Regions from separate parts of the Homo sapiens genome. Here region 1 is linked to region 2. A link is an interaction called in ENCODE POLR2A ChIA-PET data of the cell type or tissue named here. Cell type or tissue: Panc1. All regions are shown on one strand. Links, peaks and the distances in the headings refer to the core of each region. The heading gives the core; the rest is flanking DNA.

Region 1 (10,280 bases), core at 67-4,066, 230 kb after region 2:
AATTCATTACCTCTAATTCCTTTGCATCAAAGTATTGCAAATATTGCTGGGGAAGAATTTCATTAAAGCCTTCAAAGAAAGCTTGTGTCTGTTCTTCAACACCTCGAGACAACCTCCACTCAGCTACCATTCTGGCAAACAAATATGAAAAAACCTATCAGGAAGTTTAGATCTTATCTTTAAATTCTGAGTATAAAAATAAATTTTAAAAAATTATAAAAAACTTAAAATATATTCAAAAATAGAACATAATGAACCCCCTGTACACATGTCCAAGCTTCATCACAATGCCCATCTATTTCATCTATGCCCCTACTCATACCCTAGATATCATATAATTTCATTTCTTTATTTATTTGAGATGAGGTCTCACTCTGTCACCTGAGCTGAAGCACAGTGGCACAATCTTGGCTCACTGCAGTCTCGACCTCCTGGGCTCAAGCAATCCTCCTACCTCGGCCTCCCGAGTAGCTGGGAATATAGGTGTGCAACACCACGCCTGGCTGATTTTTGGTTTTGTATGTAGAGATGGTGTCTCTCTGTGATGCCAAGGCTGGTTTTAAATATCTGGCCTCAAGTGATCTTCCTGCCTCCGCCATCCAAAGTGCTACGATTACAAGCGTGTGCCACCATTGCCAAGCCATATAATTTCTTTTTTTTTCTTTTATTTTGTTTTTGTTTTTTGAGACAGGGTCGCGCTCTGTCACTCAGGCTGGAGTGCAATGATACAATCTGGGCTCACTGCAGCCTCCACCTTCCAGGTTCAGTCAGTTCTTGTGCATCAGCCTCCCGAGTAGCTGGCATTACAGGCGTGCGCCACCACACCCAACTGATTTTTGTGTTTTTAGTAGAGACGGGGGTTTCATCATGTTGGCCAGGCTGGTCTTGAACTCCTGACCTTAAGTGTTCTGCCTGCCTTCTCCCAAAGTGCTGGGATTACAGGCACGAACCACCACGCCCAGCCCAGATAATTTCATTTTGAACAAATACTTCAGTATTTGTCTCTACGACATGAGGATTATTTTTTAAAACATAAATCATAAAAACATGACCGCATCATTATTTTATAAACCTAGAATTCTAAATCTAGTGACAATATCCTTCAAAAAATGAAGGTGAAATAAAGATGTTTTCATATAAAAGCTGAGAAAATGCATCACCAAGAGATGCACACTAAGTGAAATGGTAAAGAAAGGTTTTTTTTTTTAAAGCCAAAGGGAAATTATCTTAGATTTAAAAAAAAAAATGAATCTGAGGAAAGAAATAAGGAGAACCAGAAATAGTAATGTGAGTAAATATAAGATTATTTTTGAAAATAGTTAAAAATTAAAGCAAGAATAACAGTAACAAAGTATTATATTTGTGACACGTAGAAATAATATATGACAACAACACCACAAAGAGCTGGAGTGAGGTAAATGGAATTATATTATTATGAGCTTCTTTTCTTTTTTTTTGAGACGAAGTCTCGCTCTTGTCCCCTAGGCTGAAGCGCAATGGCGTGATCTCGACTTACTGCAACCTCCGCCACCTGGGTTCAAGCGATTCTCATGCCTCAGCCTCCCAAGTAGCTGGGATTACAGGTGCCTGCCACCATGCCTAGTTGATTTTTGTATTTTTAGTAGAGACGGGGTTTCATCATGTTGGCCAGGCTGGTCTCGAACTCCTGACCTCAGGCAATCTGCCCACCTCAGCCTCCCAAAGTGCTGGAATTACAGGTGTGAGCCACCGCACCTGGCCTATGAGCTTCTTATATTGTACAAGAAGTAGTGTTTGGGTCAACAGGGATGTTAAAGATGCATATTATCATAATCATTAGAGTTGCCACTAAAGTTAAACAAAGAGGTATAGCTAAAAAACCAACAGAAGAGCTAAAAAAGAAAGTAAAAATTGCTTTATTCAAAGAAGGCAAGAAAGAACAAAGAAAGTTGGGAAAAATAAGAAACAAATAGCAAGGCGAGACAAATAGCAAAACAAATAGCAATGGTTAGACAAAAGTCCAACCAAATCAGTAATAAAATTAAACATAAATGTACTGAACACTCCAATTATAAAGTAGAGATTATCAGGATAAAAATAAGACCTGGCTGGGCACGGCGGCTCATGCCTGTAATCCCAGCACTTCGGGAGGCTGAGGTGAGGGGATCACGAGGTCAGGAGATTGAGACTTTCCTGGCTAACACGGTGAAACCCTGTCTCTACTAAAAATACAAAAAAATTAGCCAGGTGTGGTGGCAGGCGCCTGTAGTCCCAGCTACTCCGGAGGCTGAGGCAGGAGAATGACGTGAACCCAGGGAGCGGAGCTTAGAGTGAGCCAAGATGGCACCACTGCACTCCAGCCTGGGTGACAGAGAGACTACGTCTCAAAAAAAAAAAAAAAAAAACCTAACAAATACTTTTAAATACAATGAGAGTGGCTGGATGTGGTGGCTGACATCTGTAATCCCAGCACTTTGGGAGGCTGAGGTGGGTGGATCCCTTGAGCACAGGAGTTCAAGACCAGCCTGGGCAACACGGTGAAACCCCATCTCGTCATGTGGGTGTGGTGGCACATGCCTGTAGTCCCAGCTGCTTGGTGGCTGAGGCTAGAGGATCGCTTGAACTTCTGGAATTGGACGCTGCCGTGAGGCAAGATTTCACCACTGCACTCCAGCCTGGGTGACAAAGTGAGACCCTGTCTCAAAAATATTAATAATAAAAATAAAACATAATAAATAAATAAATAAATAAAATAAATAAAATAGTGAAAAACACAACATTCCAAAATTTGTGGCTGGGCGTGGTGGCTCATGCCTGTAATCCAGGCACTTTGGGACGCTGAGGCAGGCGGATCACCTGAGGTCAAGAGTTCAAGACAAGCCCGGCCAACATGGCAAAACCCCGTCTCTACTAAAAATACAAAAATTAGCCAGGCGTGGTGGCGGGTGCCTATAATCCCAGCTGCTCGGGAGGCTGAGGCAGAAGAATCACTTGAACCCAGGAGATGGAAGTTGCAGTGAGCCAAGATTGTACCGCTGCACTCCAGCCTGGGCGACAGAGCAAGACTCTGTCTCGGGGGAAAAAAAAAAAAAGGTGTGGACTGGATGCGGCGGCTCATGCCTATAATTCCAGCACTTTGGGAGACCAAAGTGGGAGTATCGTTTGGATCCAGGAGTTTGGAGACCAGCCTGGGTAACATAGTAAGACCCATCTCCTACAATAAATAAATAAATAAGTAAGCCAGGCATGGTAGTACATGCCTGTGGTTCCAGCTACCTGGAAGGCTGAGGTGGGAGGCTATCTGGAGCTCAGGAGGTTGAGGCTACAGTGAACCATGACTCTACCACTACGCTCCAACCTGGGCAACCTCAGAGTGAGACTCTATCTCAAAAAAAACAACAAAAAATTGTGGGATATAGCTAAAGAAATACTTAGTTGGAAATATGCAGCTTTAAATCCTTATATTAGAAAACAGAATGTGGGAGGATAGCTTAAGGCAAGGAGTCTGAGACCAGCCTGTGCAAAATAGCAAGACCACATCTCTACAAAAATAAAAACAACCAAAAAATTTGCTGGGCACAGTGGCTTGTGCCTACAGTCCCAGCTACTCAGAAGGATGAGGCAGGGGGATCCTTTGATCCCAGGAGTTTAAGACTGCAGTGAGCTCTGATCGTGCCACTGTATTTCAGCCTCGGCAACAGAGCAAGACTCCGTCAAAGAAGAACGAAATCTAGACGTATCGTAAGAAAAGGTAAGAAGAGGGAGGGAAGAAGGGAAAGAGAAGAGTTTCTAAAATCAATGATCTGAAATATTTAAGAACTCCAACAATCACAAATAAAAAGACAACCCAATTTTAGAATGGATAAAAGATTTGGATACACACATCACAAAAGAAGAGCTACAAATGATCAATATGCATAGAAAAACGTACTTGACACCATTAGTCAAGGAAGAAATGGAAATTAAAACCACGAGATATTACTGACAATGCTGAATTGGCAAGAACGTGAAGCAACTCTCAAATACTACTAGTAGGACTGCAAAATGGCAAAAACACTTTGGGAAACTGGCAGTTTCTAATAAAGTCAAACACCTTCCCAGCGATTTCACTCCTAGGTATTTACTCAAGAAAAATATGTCCACAAAAAGATATCACAAGAATGTTTATAGCAGCTTTACTCATAAAAGCCCCAGACTGAGAAACAACCAAAACATTTATCACCAAGAGAATGGATAAACAAATTTTGAGATATACACAGCATGGAATATTTCTCAGCAATAAAAAGGAATAAAATACTGATATAAACAATATGGCTGAATCTCACAAACACCAAATAAAAGAAAAAATCAGACACTAAAAGCTAGATATAAGAGTACATACTCTATGATTTCATTTTAGGAAGTTTAAGATCAGAAACAGTTATAGAAATAGAACTAAACAGAAATGGTTACCTACCTCTGGGGCTGGGAGAAGGGAGGTGTGCATTGGCCCCTTATGGGGTCCAGAATAGAAAAAAAAGTTCCACAATTTGGGTCATATTTACATGGACATGATGCTATATGGAACAGTGTTTACAGAATTGGTAATTAAATGAGTGATCTAGCACAACTTCTCTCCATAAAATGCTCACATTTGGGCTGATATATATATTTGTCAAATTTCAACTTCTACACTTAAGATCAGTGCATTTTATTCTAAGGAAATTATACTTCTTAAAATAATACTAAAAACCCCCCAAACTCTGAAATTTTAAGCAAGCCATTATTGAAGTAGATACTAAAAACCTTTTTAGCTGCCCATTATCTTAAAATGTTATCTTACCAGCAACAAAACTATTGAGAAACGTAGTACATCTCTTGGAATCTCGAAACATTACCTCTCTGGAATGCTATATATGTCATAAGAAAATCTAGACATATCATAACAAAAAAACTGGAGAATTGACAAAAACGAATTGACTACATTTTAAAAGCAGATTTCAAAATAAACTTTTAAAAGGATAGATTGTTGTCCAAGAAATAATGACAGCTCACTGTGTTAAATAGTATACTTTCAATTATGGAGGGAAAAACCAGGCAAGAAATGCAGAACCTGGAACTTAAGAAGTAAATATGCAAAATTTAACCCTGGCTGGAAAGAATTGCTATTGAGAAGGTATGAATGAACTATTAGCTCTTGAGACTAGTAGCATGAACCAATGGAAATAATCAGAAAGGATATACTATAAAACATCATTTTAGTTATAAATTTTACCCAACCTTATGATATAGTTTGGCTCTGTGTCCCCACCCAAATCACATCTTGTAGCTCCCATAATTCCTATGTGTTATGGGAGAGAACCAGTGGGAGATAACTGAATCATGGGGGCGGGCCTTTCTCATGTTGTTCTCATTATAGTGAATAAGTCTCACAAGATCTGATGGTTTTAAAATGGGAGTTTCCCAGCACAAGCTCTCTCTTTGCCGGCTGCCATTCATGTAAGACATGCCTTGCTCCTCCTTGCCTTCCACCATGATTGTGAGGCCTCCCCAGCCATGTGGAACTGTAAGTCCATTAAACCTCTTTCTTTTGTAAATTGTCCACTCTCAAGTATGTCTTAGCAGCAGTGTGAAAACAGTAAATTGTTACCAGGAGTGGGGTGCTGCTGAAGATAACTGAAAATGTGGATGCAACTTTAGAACTGGGTAACAGGCAGACGTTGGAACAGTTTGGAGGGCTCAGAAGAAGACAGGAAAATGTGGGAAAGTTTGGAACTTCCTATAGACTTGTTGAATGGCTTTGACCAAAATGCTGACAGCAATATGGACAATAAAGTCCAGGCTGAGGTGTTCTCAGATGGAAATGAGAAACTTTTTGGGAAATGCAGCAAAGGTGACTCTTTGTATGTTTTAGCAAAGAGACTGGCAGCATTTTGCCCCTGTGCTAGAGACTGGTGGATTTGTACTTGAGAGAGACGATTGTACTTGAGAGAGATGATTTAGGGTATCTGGTGGAATAAATTTCTACGTAGCAAAGCATTCAAGAGGAGACTTGCGTGCTGTTAAAGGCATTCAGTTTTGTAAGGGAAGCAGAGCATAAAAGTTTGGAAAATTTGCAGCCCAACAATGCAATAGACAAGAAAATCTCATTTTCTGAGGAGAAATTCAAGCTGGCTACAGAAATTTGCATAAGTAATGAGGACCCGAATGTTAATCCCCAAGACAATGTGGAAAATGTCTACAGGGCACGTCAGAGGTCTTCATGGAAGCCCCTCCTATCACAAGCCTGTAGGCAGGCCTAGGAGCTAAAAATGGTTTCATGGGCCGGGCCCAGGGTCCCCACGCTGTGTGCACTCTAGGGACTTGGTGCCCTGTTTCCTAGCTGCTCCAGCATGACTAAAAGTGGCCAAGGTACAGCCCGGGTTGTTGCTTCAGAAGGTGGAAGCCCCAGGAGTTGGCAGCTTCCACGTGCTGTTGAGCCTGAGGGTGCACAGAAGGCAAAAATTGAGGCTTGGGAACCTCCCTCTAGATTTCAGAAGACGTATGGAAATGCCTAGATGCCCAGGCAAAAGTCTGCTTGCAGGGGCAGGGCACTCACAGAGAACCTCTGCTAGGTCAGTGTGGAGGGGAAATGTGAAGTTGGAGGCCCATACAGAGTCCCTACTGGGGCACTGCCTAGTGGAGCTGTGAGAAGAGGGCAACCGTCCTCTAGACCCCAGAATGGTAGATCCACCAACAGCTTGCAGCATGAGACTGGAAAAGCCATAGACACTCAACGCCAGCCCATGAAAGCAGCCGGTGGGGGGCTATACCCTGCAAAGCCCCAAGGGCAGTGTTGCCCAAGGCCATGGGAGGCCACCTCTTACATCAGGGTGACTTGCATATGAGACATGGAGTCAAAAGAGATCATTTTGGAACTTGAAGATTTGACTGCCCTGCTGGATTTCAAACTTGCATGGGGCCTGTAGCTCCTTTGTTTTGGCCAATTTCTCCCATCTTGAATGGCTGTATTTACCCAATGCCTGTATCCCTGAGTGTATGTAGGAAGTAACTAAGTTGCTTTTAATTTTACAGGCTCATAGGCGGAAGGGACTTCCCTTGTCCCAGATGAGACTTTGGACTGTGGACTTTTGAGTTAATGCTGAAATAAGTTAAGACTTTGGGGACTGTTGAGAAGGCATGATTGGTTTTGAAATGTGAAGACATGAGATTTGGGAGGGGCTAGGGGCAGAATGATATGGTTTGGCTCTGTGTCCTCACCCAAATCTCACCTTGTAGCTCCCATAATTCCCATGTGTTGTAAGAGAGAATCAGTGAGATAACTGAATCATGGGATCACGGGGGTGGGTCTTTCCCCTGCTGTTTGCATGACAGTGAATATGTCTCACAAGATATGATGAAGTGTTTTGTTCATTCGTTTGTTTGTTTTGAGACAGAGTCTTGCTCTGTTACCAGGCTGGAGTGCAGTGGTGCTATCCTGGCTCACTGCAATCCCCGCCTCCCAGGTTCAAGCCATTCTCCTGCCTCAGCCTCCCTAGTAGCTGGGATTACAGGCACATGCCACCACACCCAGCTAATTTTTGTATTTTTAGTAGAGATGGGGTTTCACCATGTTGGCCAGGATGGTCTCAATCTCCTGACCTTGTGATCTGCCTGCCTTGGCCTTCCAAAGTGCTAGGATTACAGGCATGAGCCACCATGCCTGGCCGATGATGAGGTTTTAAAAACAGGAGTTTTCCCTGTACAAGCTCTCTCTTTGCCTGCTGCCATCCATGTAAGATGTGACTTGCCCCTCCTTGCCTTCCACCATGAGGGTGAGGCCTCCCCACCCTCGTGGAACTGTAAGTCCATTAAACCTCTTTTTTTTATAAATTGCCCAGTCTTGGATATGTCTTTATCAGCAGCAGGAAAGTGGATTAATACACCTTACAATATTCCCCATGAAAATATCTGCATATATATTTGAGATTCTTTTTAATGACATGTTATACAGCATAGTGATTACAGAGTTGATGTTTAAAAGAGTGATCCTGCATGACTTTTATCCTTAAAACTCTTTTAAAAACACTTAAAAAAAAACTTTTTAGAAATGAAAAATGACTGCCTACATAGGATATTGATTAGTACAGAGACAAATACTATTTTTGGAGATACTCTCCATTAGTATTAGTAAGCAATTATCAATGTGCTGTAGTCAAACAAAAAGTGAAATGTGAAAAGGAGCACTCTCACCTGATGTATTCCTCTTTATTTTCTTCTGTTACAAGAATATTGCCACCATTAGGTTTCAGATCATGACTCTTAATTTCACCTAGAATTTCTTTGTCAACGGAGAAGTACATTTCCAAATCACATTCCTCAATATTGTTTTCCCTGCACAAATGAAATTAGCACTATTTGTTATATCCACCAATTCAATCATAATTTATAAGTTTTTAACGAAAGGCCCATGTTCTTAAATAATTAATATTAAGCTATAACATCAAAATAAGAAGAAATAAGATTCTGTTCTAAGGTCATATTATTGCCGAAGATCTTGGGTGTATTTTTGTAAAATTTATCATATTGAATAAAAAGACAGGTTTGATATATAGATCATTTAAATACAATAAACCAATTATGTGCCTACAGTTTGGATAAGTTATCAATACTACACGGAATGCATATAACTATATTTTAATAAATTACATGGAAAAAGAAACTTACTTAACCCAGATGAGAGAATTGTAAAATTCTGGATCAATAGATTCTAAATCCTTGAGTCCAACTGGTTTGTTCAAGATACGCTTATAGAATGGTAAAGAAAAACCCGTGTCTATGAATTTCCCATGGAACAGAGCCTATGAAAAAAGGAAACAAGACCGCTTAAAATAACTGTACAATAATCATTTTATTTCAATATATTAGATGTACTCTTCATTTAAAAACACTTCCCTGGGTCAGGCATGGTGGCTCACGCCTGTAATCCCAGCAATCTGGGAGGCCGAGGTGGGTGGATCACCTGAGGTCAGGAGTTCGAGACCAGACTGACCAACATGGAGAAACCCCATCTCTACTAAAAACACAAAAATTAGCCGGACATGGTGGCACATGCTTGTTTGTAATCCCAGCTACTCGGGAGGCTGAGGCAGGAGAATTGCTCGAACCTGGGAGGCAGAGGTTGTGGTGGGCCGAGATCACGCCATTGCACTCTAGCCTGGGCAACAAAAGTGAAACTTTGTCTCAAAAAAACACTTCCCTGGCTGGGCACGGTGACTTATACCTGTAATCCCAGCACTTTGGAAGGCTGAGGCAGGTGGATTACCTGAGGTCAGGAGTTCAAGACCAGCCTGGCCAACATAGCAAAACCCCTTCTCTACTAAAAATACAAAAATTAGCCAGGCATGGTGGCGCACACCTGTAATCCTAGCTACTTGGGAGGCTGAGGCGGGAGAACTGACTGAGTCCAGGAAGCAGAGGTTGCAGTGAGCCAAGATCGTGTCACTGTACTCCAGCCTGGGTGACAGAGCAAGACTCTGTCTCAAAAATAAAAAACAAAACAAAACAAAAAACCACTTCCCTTTCTCTCATATGATCTGTTATGGCACCTAAGAGAAAATTTAGTATTGCTGAATAAGCAAAGTAAACATAATTCTTGACCTGCACTTACCATGGCAATAAATCTGCCAATAAAACGAAAATATTTCAGGTGATCTGGATTGATGTAAGAAGCGGGGTTTATCTGCAAGCAGTAGTTATCCTTCCCTGCATATTCAAACAGGCAATACATTGGGTTCAACACTTCATGTGACAAAAGAAAGAACCATTCTCTGAAATCAAAAGAAAATTTACGATGAAAAATCTTGTAGGTTACCAAGAAATCAAAGAACAGTGCTATAAAGTTCTCAGGGATCTATACCCCTCAGCTAGTGATAGTTTTCTAATCTCATGTTGATTTTTATTGCTTCTGTTCAAACTCACATCTGTTTCACAGAGTTGGTAGTATACACCATCTTTGGTAGATGGTAATATATACATTATTACATTTCAAAAAATCTAAGACAACATTGCACCTTTATTTGATGAACGACTAAATTGTATTTTCCAATTTTACCTGAGATACATCGTAATTTCAGAGATATTATAAAATGAAAATATTAGTCTTAGAATCAATGAAATACTATTCATAGGCAAATTTAAAATTCACTATTTACCCATGTGAGTAAAGTGGCTGAAATCAATCTAATATTCCATCTATTACTAAGTCCCATAATAATCCCCATCAAGTGCCACTACTCCCTACACGTTAAATCAATATGAAAATTCTTCCAATTTCACAGAGG
Region 2 (10,484 bases), core at 2,356-6,355:
CCTTCTCCCCACCAACCACAGTATCCAAAAGATGAGGGTTTTTAATGGTGTGTTTGTGGGTTTTTTTGCAGTTTCTAGCACAAGTCATTTGTTTATTCCTGACCCCACTCATTGATTCACGCTCAGAGGCAACCTACCAGTTCATTGGGTGCTTCGGAGCAGTGACAAATGGGAACAAGCAAGGAAGGAGGGGGAGCCTGAGGTTGCTTCTCCCCCACACCCCACTACCCACTTCTTTTCCCAGCCACATATGTTTCTCAGACATACCACTTGATCCTTCATATCACAACAAGGGAAAAGCTTCCAAAGTTGACCTAGTTAATGAATGTTTTGCTGAGGATGAACACTGTCAAGACAAAAACCCTGCCTATTTTTACTGCAAATGACAAATTTGCTGCAGTGAAAATAACGCTTGAGATTTGGACCTGAAGAGTTGATTTTAGGGAGTTATGTGGGCTGTGTGAGACTCTTTAATTTACATGAATTAAAATAAAGAACACCATTATTAACATCCTGGCAGATTAACTGTCTTCTGATTAGTAAAAGACTAATGAGTAAATCAGAAAGACTGATTCTACCACATGGCACAAAAAAAAACATGACCTTTGAGAAGACAAACATACTGAAATTTCCACCAACAGAGGCTTGAATGAAATTACTGTACTGGGCACCTCTTGGAAATTCATCTAGACCGCACTTCTTTTTATTTTTTTATTTTTTTTGAGACGGAGTCTCAATCTTGTTGCCCAAGCTGGAGTGCAATGGCGCAATCTCGGCTCACCACAACCTCCACCTCCCAGGCTCAAGCAATTCTCCTGCCTTAGCCTCCCGAGTAACTGGGATTACAGGCATGCACCACCACACCTGGCTAATTTTCTTTATTTAGTAGAGATGGGGTTTCTCCACGTTGGTCAGGCTGCTCTTGAACTCTTGACCTCAGGTGATCCACCCGCCTCAGACTCCCAAAGTGCTGGGATTACAAGCATGAGCCACCACGCCTGGCCTAGGCCTCACTTCTTAGCAGTCACCTTAGCTAACAGAGTAGTGAAATTTTTCCTTACAATCTACATATTTATTAGAGTCTGGGTTCACAAAATATTATGATACAAAAGACAAAGGAAAATTTGCCTTGAATACAACCTAACATGCAGTATCAGAAAATTCAGCCTAGTTACCAGAAATGGGTAAATCTGATTCATCTTTTGTATTGATATATTAGAAGCATTTTTTTTCTCCTTGATGAGAAGTAATTTTAGAACATTATTTTCATATTAAAACCAGAATATGAAATAAAGGTGACCTTTTGAAGTCAATATGAGATTCTAAAGAAGTGTTTACCTTTGGAGAGCTTCAGGCTATTCACTGTACTCTGCCATAACTTTGTGTAGAATTTTTTTTTTTTTTTTAAATAGAGATGGGGTCTCTGTCACCCAGGCTGGAGTACAGTGGCATGAACATAGCTCACTTCAGCCTTGAACTCCTTCAGCCATGAACTCCTGGGCTCAAGTGATCCTCCCACTTGGTCTCCTGAGTAGCTGGGACTACAGGCATGTGCCACCACACCCAGCTAATTCTTTTCTTTTTGTAGAGATGGGTTCTCACCATCTTGCCCAGGCTGGCCTCAAAACTTCTGGGCTCAAGTGAGCTTCCTGCGTCAGTCTTCCAAAGTGTTGGGATTACAGGGGTGAGCCATCACACCTGGCCAAAACGTTTTTAAGAAACACAGTTTAAGTCTGGCATAAGATTAAGTTAAAACACTGATAGTACAAGAGAAACTAAAGGAATCAAAACATAGTCATTTCCCTGTATGTCACTGTCATTCTGTGTGTAAATCACTCAGTTCCCACCTCCTCCATGAAGCCTTCAGGCTCACTTGGGCTCAGAGCAGGCCGTTGCTTATTCTGAATTGCATTCATGACTGTATGTATCCACAGTCTTTTTTTTTTTTTTTTTTTTTGAGACGGAGTCTCGCTGTCTCCAGGCTACAGTACAGTGGTGGGATATCGGCTTACTGGAACCTTCACCTCCGTAGTTCAAGCAATTCCCCTGCCTCAGCCTCCTGAGTAGCTGGGATTAAGGCACACGCCACCACGCCCGGCTAGTTTTTCGTGTATTTTTAGTAGAGATGGGGTTTCGCCATGTTGGCCAAACTAGTCTCAAACTCCTCACCTCAGGCAATCCGCCCACCTCGGCCTCCCAAAATGCTGGGATTACAGGCGTGAGCCACCACGCCCAGCCTTCCACAATCTTGATATAACTGGCTGGGCCATAGTAGACCCTCACTGACCAAGGCCCATGGTCATGTTGTTTAGACCTTGACTATAGCATGACAAAAATGGTTCCTTACTGTGAAACAATAGCTTGGCTCCAAAAGGGATCCCAAGGCAGGTTTTTTTTTGCATTCTAACAGAATTTACTCATTTGCTTATGGCATTACTCGTTGATTTCTCACCAAAAGCATTGTCAGTCTGTCTATTACACTTCGTTTTATGATGAGAACTGGTGAGGGAAACAGTGGGTGAATTGCCCAGCTACAAAGGCTCTCTCCACCCTGCACTTTCTCTAGTCAGTGTGCTTCATCGCCACCACCTCTGTCACATTCCAATTCTGCCCAATGCAGGACCACACCCTCTTCCCACGTAAGTCATCAAGCAAAGCCTGTGACTCTCTCCATTCAGAGCACCCCTTAGACAGATTCTGAGTTGAGTAGGGCTCCCCTTAGGTCTGCCCTGCTTGTTGTGGACTGTCTAAAGGGCACTGCTGTAAAGAGTTACTTCCACTGAACATGTCCTTTCTTTCCCCCACAGACATAACCAGTGCGGTGCAATCCAAGCGAAGAAAATCCAAGTAAACAAGCAGGACTGCGACTTGATACTTGGAAATGTGTGTGACTTTTACAAAGAGCAATTTTGAGCTGTGACTTTTTTAAATCAATTTCTGTACAGTTAGTAATTTTAATAATGTGGCCCTTTTCCTAGTCCCTGCAACCTGTTTCATAAAGTGCAATGGGGAAAGCAGGACTGTTGAGCCCTTTTGGTGTTGCGAGTTGAAGTTCAAGGTTTCTAAAATGTTGTCTTGTATTGAAAGGAGCTAATGCCATTATAAATGTTACTAGTTTTCACATTTCCTAAGCAGCCTAGAGTACAGGGTGAGCATTTTTAGATCTCCTAATGATGTATTGTGCCGTGGAAGTACTGTGTGTGAATAGCAGTAGTGGGGGCAAAAGCAATCTTCTCATTTGGAAATGTTGTAAATAATTTTATTATATAGTGTTTTGGATGTATTTGTTGTAGAAATGGACCAGTGAATAAAGAGAATCTAAGGATTTGTACAATGTGAAATAACGTGTTAAATAAATGTCATTGTCATAGAACATAAAGTTATGTTATTGGTAAGGGATTTTTGGGTGATCAGCTCTTTCTTTGGACCTTAACTAAGCAGACACAGCCTTGTGGATGGAATTCCTATCTAGTCCTCATTGAACCTGAGATGCCCGCCTGGCAAGTTGAGGAAAATGTACATACTTGCTCCCTCACCTCATTCTTGGCTTTGAAGAAACTAGCCCTGTTCAGCACTGTGCCAGGTATTTTGATATATATTGCTCAGATTTCTTTTGATGCAAATAACAAAACCAACTTAGAGATCAATGGCCACCCAGGATTTTCTAGGGACAGGAAGCTGTCAGCAGCTGAGATGGCACTTTTTCACCATGTCACATATCTGCTCCTCCATTTGCATGGTGGATTGCTCCAAAACAATTGTGCTGACATCTCCTCCTTGCAGGAGGTAAGCCCAAACTGGCCTGTAAGATTGTGCCAGCATCAAGAATCTAGTCCAGGGCCGGGCATGGTGGCTTACACCTGTAATCCCAGCACTTTGGAGGGCCTAGGCGGGTGGATCACCTGAGGTTGGGAGTCCGAGACCAGCCTGACCAACATGGAGAAACCCTGTCTCTACTAAAAATACAAAATTAGCTGGGCATGGTGGCACGTGTAATCCCAGCTACTGGGGAGGCTGAGGCAGGAGAATCGCTAGAACCCAGTAGGCGGAGGTTGCGGTGAGCCGAGATTGCGCTATTGCACTCCAGCCTGGGCAATGAGTGAAACTCCGTCTCAAAAAAAAAAAAATCTAGTCCAGTTTAGGTCAGGTTTCCACCTTTAGTTCTGTGGTTAGACAGAGCAGCTCCCAAATTAAAGGGGTCATTTTGTGCTGTATATTTCAGAGATGTCCACTACATTTCACTCTGGCTGTCCTTCTTCAAAATGTGTGTAGTCTCCAAAGCCAGCTGCTTCTGCCCCACCCTACCTGCAACTTGAGGAGACTCTGATGCTTGGGGCCCTGGCCTTGTCTCAGCCTGGGCTTCAGCCTTCTGCTGCATCTCCCCCAGGATTAGACTTCATCCTTTCCCCTCCAGTGGCTACTTGCCCTTGCTCTAACCCAGTGCCTGAGACCACAAGGATGAGTTTGGTCATTCTGTCATGCTGTTATTCTCATCTCTATTTCAGCTGTCTTCATGTATGTGTCTTGCATTGTAAGGATCCTCTAACAGTAGTCATTTATGAGTCAGACCCCATTGTCTGGCTCTGTTCCCAGTAAGCTTATCTCCCCTCTTCCTCTCCCATATGACACACACACCAGAACCAAGGCCAGCTTTATCATAATATCCTATGCCACTACTGTGCTTAAGATTACAAGATGCTTCTCATACTTAAGCTCAACTCAGGCAGAAAGGATCATGTGCTTTAAATATATTTTTATTTGTTTTTCTTTATATTAATTTTTTTCTCCCATAGAGGAATAGCATTACAGTCTAACAATCAGAATTCTGTTACACACATACACAGGCATGCCACATGACCCAGTTGAGGTGGTTGTCTCCTTGAGTCTGTTGACACGTCACATGGTCAAAGTCTCCTCATTTCAGCCAGTCTCAACACAAAACACCCAACAGGGATGCACTCAACTTGTTGGTTCCATGTGGAACTAGGTGGCAGGGCGAGAGGGAAAGTAGTAGAAGGGGGCTATGGTGTGTCTGCATTCAGTCCCCTCACATAAAGCCACATGGATCTAGGGGGGTATCCAAGAGCTCTGGTGGGGTCCGTGTTGCACCTAAGACATTATAGGTCAGAGCAAGTTGCTCAGAGGGTTCCAGGCAGGGGGCTGGGGAGCAGGCATACTCTAAAACAGCACCAAACTGCATTCATACACGGTGCCCTGCTGGGGCTAGACTGGCAAAGGCTGGAAAGACACCCAGCTTGAAGGAACCACTCAGACTTACTGGGGAATAACTGGAAGTCACTGTTTGATGTAACTGGGACTCACTCTAGAAACGGGTCCCTCTGACAGTTTTGGCAAAGTGCTGGTAGTACTGACATTAATACTCACAAATTGATACAAACTCCTCTAGGGCCTCAGAAAACATCAATCAAAACAGACTCTCTAACCCCCTCCTAAGGTTGCATAGGACTTTGAACTCTGGTTCCCTCATGTATTCAAGTTCTGTGGTTTAAAAAAAAATCCTGAAGCATGCTCAAGGTGAAAGGCACGTACACAGTCAATACAGTATGACAAGGGCTGATGCTTCAGGAGTCAGACTAGCAGGAGACTGAGTAGTGTTGGTTCTTAGAAATCTATACACAATTAAAATATTGCCACACTCAAATGCTACAGAATCTATAGGAAAGGTACAAAAAAATATGAGCCTTGCAACCAAGCAGGTGAGAGATTGGGTTCTAGAATACAGGAGCCTCCAGAAATATAGGTAAACAAAAGGCCTTTTAAAATTTGAGCCAAATGCCCTATAACTTAAACTCTTCCCCCACCAGAAGGATCATGGGCACCACACAGGACTGAGCCTAGGTCCCAGCTGGCAGTGAGGAGTAGGCAAGAAGGGTTGGAGGGAGATTCAGCTCTTGGAGGTGCCGAAGACCCTAGGCTGGCTGTGAAGTGCCCAAGTGGTAGCTGGAAGAATAAAAGCAACTAGGTTCTGAAGGAGAACTTGGGAGAGGAGCAAGGCTGTCAACTACTGGGGCCCTAGTGGACTGGCGTGGGAGCTTTGATCCGTTTTTAGTGTTAATTTGGCTTATTCCCTGGAATAGGAGACCCCATCAGGTCTTCCTCTGTCCTCATCCCAGCATCCATGGGGATACCCCATCCCTTCCCCACATACCCCCCATGAGGCCTGGGGCTATAGGGTCAGGGAGGGCAGCTGCCTTTGCCCTCATGGGAATGCAGAGTTTTCTCCAAGCTTCAGCTTGGCTGTGAGGCCTGGAAACCTAGAGTTGGGGTGAGGGGAGGACCTATGTTCATAGGTACCAAGAAGTCTTAAAAGTTCCTAGGAAGAGTGAGCACACACTAGAAAAGGACGGCTAGAAAGAGGAAATGGGAAGCAACTCAGGGCATCCCAAGAGGCTGTTGCTGGTGTCTGAGCCCAAAATTCAGTCTCACCACAAGAAGGGGAGGCTGGTGGCCCCTGCCCCTTCTGTCTCCCCCAGGGATTCAGGTTCCCTCTTCCAGGTATTTACTGGAGGAGAAGGGGAGGGGGATCATAGGGTACCCATTTCTCCCCAGCAACCTAGAAAGAAAGAGAGGCCTGTGGGAGAAAATGAAAAGAGGCCCCCTGAAGGCCCTGAACCTGGATAGGAACAATTTGCAGATTGAGACAGTGGGAGTCCTGGACTCCTACTCAGGACTGCTGGCTAGCCATACTGAGCAGGGTGTGAAATACAAGGCCAGAGGCAAGGTGAAGACTGAGCTGTCAGCCTTGGGATGGCTTCACCCCATGGTGTGTCCTCCAGCATCACTGCTCTGCACGCTGACCTAGGGTGTGTGCCCTTTCCCTGCCTAGAAGCCCTGTGGCCTGCATGTCTCCTAAGCTAGTTCTAGCACCTTGGGCTTGTGAACAGACGGCCAGGATGGTAGGGCCTTGCCCAGCTTCTACTCGGGTGACGTGTTGGGGGTAGAGTGGCAAGGTACTAACTAAGCCCTTCAGATTTCAGGGCCTGCAGAAGGGTGGATTATAGAAAAGGGAAGTGGGGGCAGACTCCAGGCTTCAGCCTGGGAGCAGGGTTTGGCCTCTCTGAGCAAGCACAGTGCACACTCCCTTGGTGCCCTGCTCCCTGCAGCTTCTCAACGTGTCTGTCCTGTCCGCATCTCCAATAGGCTGCCTCGTTCCCTAGATTCCCTCCATCTTCTCCCTCTAACTCACGTCTCACAGTCCTCTTCTACATACTGTACCTTTCCAGGCCTAAGCAGCTCCACAGAGTACCGCCCCCAAGGCAGAAGGAAGGGGAGACTAAAAGCAAAACCCTGAGCCCTTACTGGAGGGCAATGACAGCAGCCCAGGCTGCACAGGCTCTACCTGGTCAGAGCTGGGCTCAGGGTCCCCACCATTTGGTAGGGAATTACTGGGAATGAAGAATAAGGGAACAGGAGTGAGTGTAATGCCAACCATGGGATAGTGTGAGACATGTAAGGTGGGAGTTGAAGGTGGGGAATGAGCCAGATCAGGGACTGGAAGAAGCTTTCAGAAATAGGGGCAGGCCAGAGGTAGAGGACTGGAGGGCAAGGGTGAAAGGGAGAGACAGGGATGGGGACCAGAGAAGAAAGGATGGAGGGGCCAGGAGTAGGGGGCATGGATGATTAGATGCTGGGTATGGGGACCAGGAGTGAGGGTGAAGGGTGAATGGGTTCAGAGGCAGATTAGAGGATCAGAGATGGGGAAATTGAGGGTGTCGGGGAAGGAACGGCTATCACCCAACCTCACACGCTTTAAGAAGGGAGGTTTCGGTGTCCAGCCCGAGGAGTCGGAGGAGCCCGACAGGGATCGGGATCGGCAAGGGGTTCGTGGCGCGGCCGGTGGACGCTCAGTAGTTGAACTGGCGCTGGCACGGCTGGTAGATGAAGCTGCTCTGGTTCTTGGACCGGCGCGGACGGCTCTCGCGGGCTCGGTTCTGCCGCTGCACCGCCTTGGCGCTCAGCGCGTGGCGCTCTGCCCGCTGCCGGGCCCGCTGCAGCCGCCGCACCTGGCCCGCCTTCTCCAGCAGCGCCGCCCGCGCTGGGAGAGGAGCGGCGTGGCGCGCGGCCCGCGGCTCGCGGCGGGCGGGCGTCAATTCCCTGTGAGGACAGAGCCAGGCTCGGTCAAGCCGGGTAAGCTGGGCGGGGGGTCTAGAGGGCGCTGCCATCTCCCACCCTTGCTTCGGCTCAGTTCTGTGTCTGTTCAGATTGGGGTGCCCGACGCCCTTCTTGTGGGTACCAACCCGGAGGTGCCTCCTCGGTTCTAGCCCTTAACAGGTAAACTGGACCTCGGGGGAGACTGGACCCCCACCCCCTATTCCACCCTTGCCTTTCTGTTTAAGTCCCACTCCCTAGGCGCTCCAGCCACGCTCCTCAAGCCTCCAACCCCGGCCCCAGCCTCTTGGCCACGCCCCTCCCTCTCAAGCCCCGCCCCTCCGTCCTCAGGCCCGCTTCTAGCCTCGCCCGGAGGCCCACCGGCCCCCCACTTTGTCTCAAAGGCAACCCTCCCAAGGCCGCTACCCCCTCGAGCGCGGGGCGGGCTCCTGGCCCCACTACCCCAGCCTCCTAGCCTGGACCCTGGCCTCCAAGATCCGTCTCCCTGGGCCTCCAGGCTCCGCCCCCGGCCCGCTCACCCTTCGCTGAGGTCGCCGTCAGGCAGGGCCGCGTCCGGGAGCGGGGAAGGGGACCCGGGCTCTAGCACTATGGTGCTGCCGGTGACGTAAACGGACATGCTGGGGTGCTCGATGAGGAGGTCCTCCAGGGGACTGCTCTGGAGGCGGGCGGGACCGAGTCCAGGCCCCTCTGCCGTAAAACAGGCGGGAGGGGTAACAAACCAGCTCTCGTCCATCAAGGAGGGCGCGGGCGGAGGGCGGCCCGCGGGGGCAGGGGCGGCCCCGGGGCTGGGTGGAGCCGCGTAGCTGTCTACGGGGCGCGGGATGGGAGCCGTGCAGAGGAGGGGAGCAGCGAGGAGGCACACACACACACACACACACACACCGGACAAGGGGGCGGGGAGAGAAAGGGCATCGTTAGTCAGACCCGCAGCCCGTCCGCAGCGCCCCGGGGCACCCACGGGCCAGGCGTCTCGCCCTGCTGCCCTAGGGGACCTGACGTGCGGGCCTCTCCTGGGCCGCCAGGAGAGAGCCCCGGCTTTCATGGGAAGGGGCCCCGTGACCCCACCTCCAGTAGGCTTGGGGGACTCCCCCGTCCCCCAGCAGCGCCCTTCCCCTCCGCTGCTAGGCCATCTGCCCTTAGAATGACTTCACAGGCCCAGGAGACAGACCCAGGCCTCACCCGGCAGGTCAATGATGAGCCAGCCGTCCACTTCATCCTCCTCCGACACGAAGGCGCGGGGGCAGTCGGGGTCTTCGGGGGGCGAGGGGGTGCTGAAGAAGAGGCTGGAGAGGCGCTGGAACATGGTGGGGGGCGAAGCGCCTCACGGGGGCGCCCTATGGCAGTGCAAAAACCTGGGAATCAGAAGGACGTGAGAGCCACCACTGATTGAGGTTCACCCCACTCCTGGCCTGGGGAAGAGGCCAGAAGATATCACCCCCAGAGCAGGGAGAAGGGTACACACAACGGGGATGTGTGCGGACGCTTTGGGAAGATGTGCTTTCTGCATTCAAATCCAGGGTTTTTTTTTTATCTTCTGTATGATTTTAGAAAGTTATTTAACTTATCTGTGCCTTAGTTTTCTCATCTGTCAAAAGACAATGATAATAGTACCTTCCTCCGGGCTCTTATAAGAATTAAATAAGCTAATAATAGTATCCTCCTCCAGGCTCTAATAAGAATTAAATGAGCTATACCAAAGTTATTGAATGAGAAAAAAAGATGGAGGAGGAAGAATTAAATGAGCTAAACACTTATAAAGTGCTTAGAACTGTCTGGGCATATGGTAAGCACTCAACAAACTAATAAATTAGTTATTATTACAGGGTGCTTTAGGAACATAGAGTGACACATGACACAGCTCTGCCAGGGAAGGTCTCCAGAGAATTGGACATCCAAGCTGCACTCTGAGGAGTAAATAGGAGTTCTCCAGGCAGGGAGGAAATTGCCCATATTGTCTGCTTGTTATCATTATAATATAGCTAGGCCGGGCACAGTGGCTCACGCCTGTAATCCCAGCACTTTGGGAGGCAGAAGTGGGTGAATCACTTGAGGCCAGGAGTTCAAGACCAGCCTGGCCAACGTGGTGAACCCCATCTCTACTAATAATACAAAAATTAGCTGGGCGTGGTGGCAGGTGCCTGTAATCCCAGGCTGAGGCAGGAGAATCACTGGAACCTGCGAGGTGCCACTGCACTCCAGCCTGGGTGACAGAGCGAAACTTGGTCTCAAAATAATAATAATGATATAGCTAACATTTATGTTCCAGGCACTATGCTAAGCAGCTTTACCTATATTACCTCATGTAATCCTCACAACAACTACAGGAAGTGGATAATTACTGTCCTTACTTTACA

Evidence for each region. ChIA-PET counts read pairs that join two places held together with the same protein. Peaks named below come from ENCODE experiments on the same cell type or tissue, not always from the same donor. Only the 100,000 strongest peaks of a DNase experiment are listed, where the experiment ranks them.
Region 1: POLR2A ChIA-PET joins it to region 2 with 5 read pairs; 1 of 35 experiments calls an interaction of 5 or more read pairs at or near these places.

What each region holds. Positions count from the first base shown.
Region 1 is chr20:34,479,117-34,489,396 of GRCh38, reverse strand. ITCH (itchy E3 ubiquitin protein ligase) reads right to left here. Exons shown (of 25, transcript NM_031483.7): 18 at 9,608-9,767; 19 at 8,665-8,798; 20 at 8,191-8,331; 21 at 11-131. Among named protein-coding and RNA genes, the nearest start is that of MIR644A, 18 kb to the right of the region's middle. In Panc1, for the core only: no CTCF peak of the experiment used is centred there; no DNase peak of the experiment used is centred there; H3K27ac peaks cover 396 bases.
Region 2 is chr20:34,707,689-34,718,172 of GRCh38, reverse strand. TP53INP2 (tumor protein p53 inducible nuclear protein 2) reads right to left here. Exons shown (of 5, transcript NM_021202.3): 3 at 9,310-9,482; 4 at 8,649-8,937; 5 at 4,737-8,115. The coding sequence starts at 9,433. The coding sequence ends at 7,866. It overlaps NCOA6 (nuclear receptor coactivator 6), which reads left to right. Exons shown (of 15, transcript NM_014071.5): 15 at 2,808-3,399. The coding sequence ends at 2,851. Among named protein-coding and RNA genes, the nearest start is that of TP53INP2, 8.6 kb to the right of the region's middle. RefSeq lists silencers at 7,975-8,144, 8,395-8,654, 8,695-9,254, 9,354-9,648. In Panc1, for the core only: no CTCF peak of the experiment used is centred there; a DNase peak (open chromatin) is centred at 4,572.